2 separate regions of the Homo sapiens genome follow, and region 2 is linked to region 1. A link is a loop called in an ENCODE intact Hi-C map of the cell type or tissue named here. Cell type or tissue: endothelial cell of umbilical vein. All regions are shown on one strand. Each heading gives the region's core, and the rest is flanking DNA. Links, peaks and the distances in the headings are about the cores only. Region 1 overlaps FBXL13 (F-box and leucine rich repeat protein 13). Region 2 overlaps FBXL13 (F-box and leucine rich repeat protein 13).

What was found. Peaks named below come from ENCODE experiments on the same cell type or tissue, not always from the same donor. Only the 100,000 strongest peaks of a DNase experiment are listed, where the experiment ranks them.
Region 2: it touches region 1 in a loop (9-fold over the local background); 7 of 110 quality-filtered maps call a loop at or near these places.

The regions. Positions count from the first base shown.
Region 1 is chr7:102,992,052-102,994,969 of GRCh38, reverse strand. The region is part of intron 7 of FBXL13 (F-box and leucine rich repeat protein 13); the gene reads left to right. Among named protein-coding and RNA genes, the nearest start is that of NFE4, 20 kb to the right of the region's middle. RefSeq lists an enhancer at 2,255-2,918. In endothelial cell of umbilical vein, for the core only: no CTCF peak of the experiment used is centred there; a DNase peak (open chromatin) is centred at 1,779; H3K27ac peaks cover 2,500 bases.
Region 2 is chr7:103,060,615-103,063,532 of GRCh38, reverse strand. The region is part of intron 1 of FBXL13 (F-box and leucine rich repeat protein 13); the gene reads left to right. Among named protein-coding and RNA genes, the nearest start is that of FBXL13, 13 kb to the left of the region's middle. In endothelial cell of umbilical vein, for the core only: a CTCF peak has its summit at 1,415; a DNase peak (open chromatin) is centred at 1,442; H3K27ac peaks cover 704 bases.

The DNA.
Region 1 (2,918 bases), core at 257-2,756:
AGATGAGTTTTGAGTACCTAACTGGGCTGAAATTTAAAATAGAGTCAGGTGGCCATTTGCTGACTAGAGCTCACACACATACTCTGAGTTCCCAGAAAACCTACACATCTGCTTAACTTTGGGGTTGTCATAGCTAACAGTTTCTGTCCACGTGGCCTGAACCAACCAATAGAGTGTAGCCTGCACTGACCAATCAGAAGCCAGCAGCATTGACCAATCAGAACTCTGCAAGTGTCAACCAATCAGAACTAAGCCAGTTTGAATTCTGTATTTGCATAAGAGGACCTGAGTGGAAAGCTGGGTGGGAATTTTAACTATAAAAGCGAAACCCTCCTTTTTTCTTTAATGTATCTTTTGTTTCCACTGAAGGGTTTGTCTTCCCCGTTTGGAAACTGTTCACTGGAATAAAGTCTCTCTTCTCGAAATTCCTTTTCAGATAACTTTTTTCACATCCCCAAAGTCAGACAACTACAAAACTGAGGGCAGGACCTGGTTTTTCTGTGTCCTTGGCTAAGCTTATAGCCTCTATATCTTTTTTTTTTCCTCTTGGAGAATTCTAAAGAAATAGAATATATATTAATATTTCATGAGACAAAAAGCAATAATTAAGAATATTATACATCTGTTTAGTTGTCCTGTCCTTAAAAAAACAAGGGTAACTTTTTTAAAGTTACTAAATCTTGATATGACAGAAAAAAAAGCCAGTATTATTTTTATAGATATCCTCAAAATTTCCCCAAATAATGTGCAGAATGTTCATTAAAAATGCACAAGTAATAAGAGTAGATTTATATAATAGCATATAAACATATAAGTTAATTATTCTAAGACTAATATCTTGAATGGTTGGGTTTGTTATGCTTATTAATGTATAATAGATTTGCAAAGTTAATTTTTTAAATCATACTTTTTAAATGGCATTTAATCTGGTTCACTAACTCAGGGACTTGAGAAGGAAAGGTGTGAAAACAAAAATGTGATGTGAATTTGGTCTGAACCTTATTTAAAATGGTTAGAAGTGTTAGTTTTTTAAATAAATTGAGGTTTTTTATATACAGGCTGTTTAATGTTTTGAAGGAATAATTGAAACCAGCAATTTGGATTGGGATACAATTTGAACTTTCTTAGAATACACATAACAAACTGTAGTCTTGCATTTTAGGTTCAGTTACATCAACTCATGAAAACAAGTCAGGTTCTGTTTTGCAACCATTTTTCTTAGTATCATTTACCCGTTAGGAAATGCTGCTTAGTTAGCAGATGGTAGGGCTCATACACTATCAGTCAAACTGTTGGCCAAACTTAGAGCTAGTGGGAGGGTTGGCAAAGACTGTTTTCCGTGAAAATACAAGTTTGGTTTTTTTTTTTCCTTCTGTGTAGTTTGGCAAGCAACACAGAGAAAAGCCTTATGCTGATGAATTTGGAAACTCTAAAATAGTTAAGTAATGCAGTTTCTTAAAATGTAAAATTACTTGATTAGTTTAATAATGTAAGTGTTGCTTTAGGGTTGTCTTCATTTTAAACAACTATGACTTCTTGTTTGTAAAAGATATATGTCATGTGGACTTGCAAACGGTTATAAAATCACCTTCAGATTTTACTGTGTTGATGACTCATTTTCTCACTTGGGGAAGAAAAGAAACATGGATAGCTATTAAAACTAGTACCATGTTGTAAAAGAGCCAGATGGTTCAGGCCTGTTTGATTAAATTACTTAGAATTACTTGTAAAACAAAAGAATATTCCCAGTGACTTTTCAGATCTATGTTTTGATAACCTCAGGGGTCAGTCTGACCTCATTTCACCAATGCAGACAGTGGTTCCAGGTTTCATAGCTGTGTACTGTGTGAACTTCAGATAAGGAAAGGTTCCACAACCACATTGCTCTATCAAGGAAGTATGTGGATATTGGCTCAAGTTGTGGTGTGGGTGAAAAAGCAAATGAAACAAAACATCTAGAAGTCACTTTGGGAACAGTTGATTTTTGGTGGAACATTGCTCTACCCATAGACCTCACTTTCATCACTTTAGTCTTAATCGCTGTCTCTGTTAAAGTGTTTACAGGCTGGGCGTGGTGGCTCATGCCTGTAATCCCAGCACTTTTGGAGGCACAGGCAGGTGGATCGCTGGGGTCCAGAAGTTCCAGAGAAACCTGAGCAACATGGCAAAACTGTGTCTCTATGAAAAATACAAAAATTAGCCAGATGTGCTGGCGTATGTCTTGTAGTCCCAGCTACTCGATGGGCTGAGGTGGGAGGATTGCTTAAGTCTGGAGAGGTTGAGGCTGCAGTGAGCTGTGACTGTGCCACTGTACTCCAGCCTGGGTGACAGAGTGAGACCCCATCCCCCTCCCAAAAAGGGAAAAAGTTTACAAGTGATTTTGATCTAAAGTTTTCATGACTTTTAAATTGCAGAAGCAGTTCTATTAATTTTAGCAGGACCACCCTTGCAAAATGATCTAGCATATGAAAGACAAAAAACTATACCCCAGTAAGAGGCAGCCACATGGAAATGGGGAGAATGTGCCCTGGAGTCTGGGTGGCCGCTTCTGTCACTAGCTGTGTGACAGCTGTGGCTGGGCATGCTGCTTAATGTTTCTGTTTCTAAATTGTCTCATTTGTAAAAAGGAGATGATAGAGAATTTAAGTTGACAGTAACAAGATGTGTTTGGAAAGGTGGGTTGGGTCTGCGTTGTTGAGGCCTTGAGTATCCACTTAGGAGATGGGTTTTAACCAGTAGGCAGTGAGGGACCACTGCAAGCCAGTAACATGATGGCAGACTTATAAAGCTGTTCTTTTTCTCCCTTCACTGTTCTTCCCTCACCCTCCCCCTGCCTTGGGTGGGTCAAGGGGGTTGGATGAAGTCTGGAGGTAGACAGATTTCTCTAAGAGCATTAGGATAGTATCAGTGGGAAATTA
Region 2 (2,918 bases), core at 111-2,610, 69 kb before region 1:
CTGTGTCCTCAGGCAGATCAGTTTAAGTAAAGAATACAGTAATCCCTCAGTATCCATGGGGGATTGGTTCCAAGACCTTCCTTGGAGACTGATGTTGGCTGATAAAAAGTGGCATAGCATTTGTATATAACCTATACACATCCTCTTCTATACTTTAAATCATCTTTAGATTACTTATATCTAATACAATGTAAATGCTATGTAAGTAGATGGTATACTGTTTCATTTAGGGAATAATGACAAGAGGAAACATTCTGTATGTGTTTAGTGCAGATAAAACTTTTTTTCAAATATTTTTGATCTGTGGTTGATTGAATCTATGGATGCAGGACCCATGGATATAGAAGGCCAACCTGCATAGGAAAGGTGAAGATCTGAAAGTGGACTCCGTTATACTATTCTTGCCCATGTAATCCTTCAAAAGTCTTTGTGGGCTCTTGGAGATTCACATGTCCAACTTAAAGACTACTGGATTCTATGTTCAATTCAAGTTAAACAAGTAACTTAATTTTTTGAACAGATGAGGCTCTTGACACCAGCCAGTCTTTTCTCCTGGGGAACAGCAAGAGTGGTCAGCTGAGGGGGATACACTAGGACATTCTATCAGCAAATATTTGCTGGGTCTCTACCACGTGCTAGTTGAAAACACCTCAATGGCTTCAACCACTTGGAGCTGTAACTCTGAGGCTGTCCCTAGCCTGAGCTTGTCTCCTGAGCTCTCTGAGCATTTATCCATTTGGGATGAGATTATACATTGATAATACCTTTTGGGAAAACAGTTTTGAGATATGTATGAAGATCTGTAATATATACCTTTTGATTCTATATTTTCATAGAAATCTATCTTGGAGAAATAGAGATGAAGATATTTACATTTCATCATTAAGATTCAGGAAAAATATATTTTAGAAATTCAGAGGTTTTTTTTTTTTTAAGTCACCTGAAGATAGGTAGAAATTGTAGGAAAACTAAGTATTGCCTTGCGATCCCTCACTCTCCTTGTATTCTTCATTTCTGTCTCTCAGAACTCTGAGATACTCTTTCCACCACTGTGGGAATTAGCTTAATGTGCCCTCTATTTTTGGATATACTCCTTCCCAAAGGCATTTGTGTTTTGAAAGAGATTATTAAGATAGGAACTCATATAATAAAGCCTTATTGGTAGACCTTCAGACAGTGGGTCATCCAGAAATAACATAGAAACCCTAGTTTCTCCCTCAATTTTCTACTAGGTAGAAGTCAGTACATTGTTTACAGACAAACAAGGACTGCCCCACAGGGACCAAAGATGAGCTAGATATTATGGTCTACAAAAACATTAAGCAGATACACCTAGTGATTGTATCTGAGAGGAAGAAAGTACTCTTCAAATGGTGAGCTCCAATTTCAGTTTAGCATTTAGGGAAGATGAAAAGAGTTTGCAAAACCAGATCTGCTCAGCAGAGGGAGTACTTAATCTACAAATTATGGTTTTAAAGCAAAGGTTTGTTTTTTTTTTTTTTTTTTTGGTAATTATGATTTTTCTGAGAAGTTTTTATGTTTTATGTTTCTTTCAAGATTAAGTTGCCAATCAGGTTTTTTTTTTTTTTTTTTTTGAGACGCAGTCTTGCTCTGTTGCCCAGGCTGGAGTGCAGTGGCGCGATCTCAGCTCACTGCAAGCTCCGCCTCCTGAATTCCTGCCATTCTCCTGCCTCAGCCTCCTGAGTAGCTGGGACTACCGGCGCCTGCCACCATGCTTGGCTAATTTTTTGTATTTTTAGTAGAGACGGGGTTTCACCGTGTTAGCCAGGACAGTCTCAATCTCCTGACTTCGTGATCTGCCTGTCTTGGCCTCCCAGGTGTTGGGATTACAGGCGTGAGCCACCGTGCTGGGCCAGGTATTTTTTTTTAAGAGACTAATTGCTGCACGTATTTGTCAGAGATGCAAGAATCAGAAATTGCTGATTCTTGAGCAAGGGACTGCCCTGCCCATTTAGGAGAGGAGGAGCTGGATACACTAACTCATTTTGCTGGACCTTGGGCAGGAAGGCTGTGGCTTCTCCAGAGGACAGTTACCTTTGCTGAATTCCCTCAGCCCAGCCAGGCAGTTTACACGTGTAGTTCCTGAGGTAAATCCACAGGACACTAAACAAAGAAAAGCACATGATTTATTAATTTTCCAATAACAATTTTCTTAGAGGGGATGAGACGGCTGGGACTGCTTCCCCTCTGGGACAGGCCCAGTCCGGCAGGTATCAGAGTCCTTTGTCTCACTCTTACCTCATAGAGCCTGCTGCTCCTCACCTGTCCTGTCCAGTCTGCTTTAAAAACCTTCAAGTCTAACAAAAAACAAAAAAGAAAAAAACAAAAAAAAAAAACCCTTCAAGTCTGGTCCTGAGGGGCATCTTCCTCTTCCTGGGGTCTCATCTGAATGTTGAAGCTAGTTGGCCTCTTTCAGTAATCTTCCGGAATATTCATTTATAGAGTTTCTAAAATAAAATTTTGACACCATCTATTTCAATGTTAAAAAGACATAAAAGCCCCTTTATTTTCAAAATTGTGACTTACTAACTTCCATAAATACAAATTAAGATATCTCCCAAAACAACAGCGTGCTACCTCCATCTCCGTCCCACAGGGGGATGGCAATCATTTGTGAGATACTGCTTTAGATATGTTTCAGAGGTTGGGGTAGGGGATAGGGAAATGGAAGGGACTTTGAACAATGTTTTTCTGTTTCTTCACCTGCTGAGGGTTCCCCAAGTATTTGATAATCACTTTTATCTCTGCACTTTTGGAGTAATTATTTTTTATATTATAATATTACTATTTCAGCCCTCAGCGTATTTCACTATGTTTATCTGAGTATCTAAAAAGCTAAGCAAGACTTGTTCTCTTAAGTGTCTTACATTTGTTTTTGTGTGTCCACCAAGGGTTAT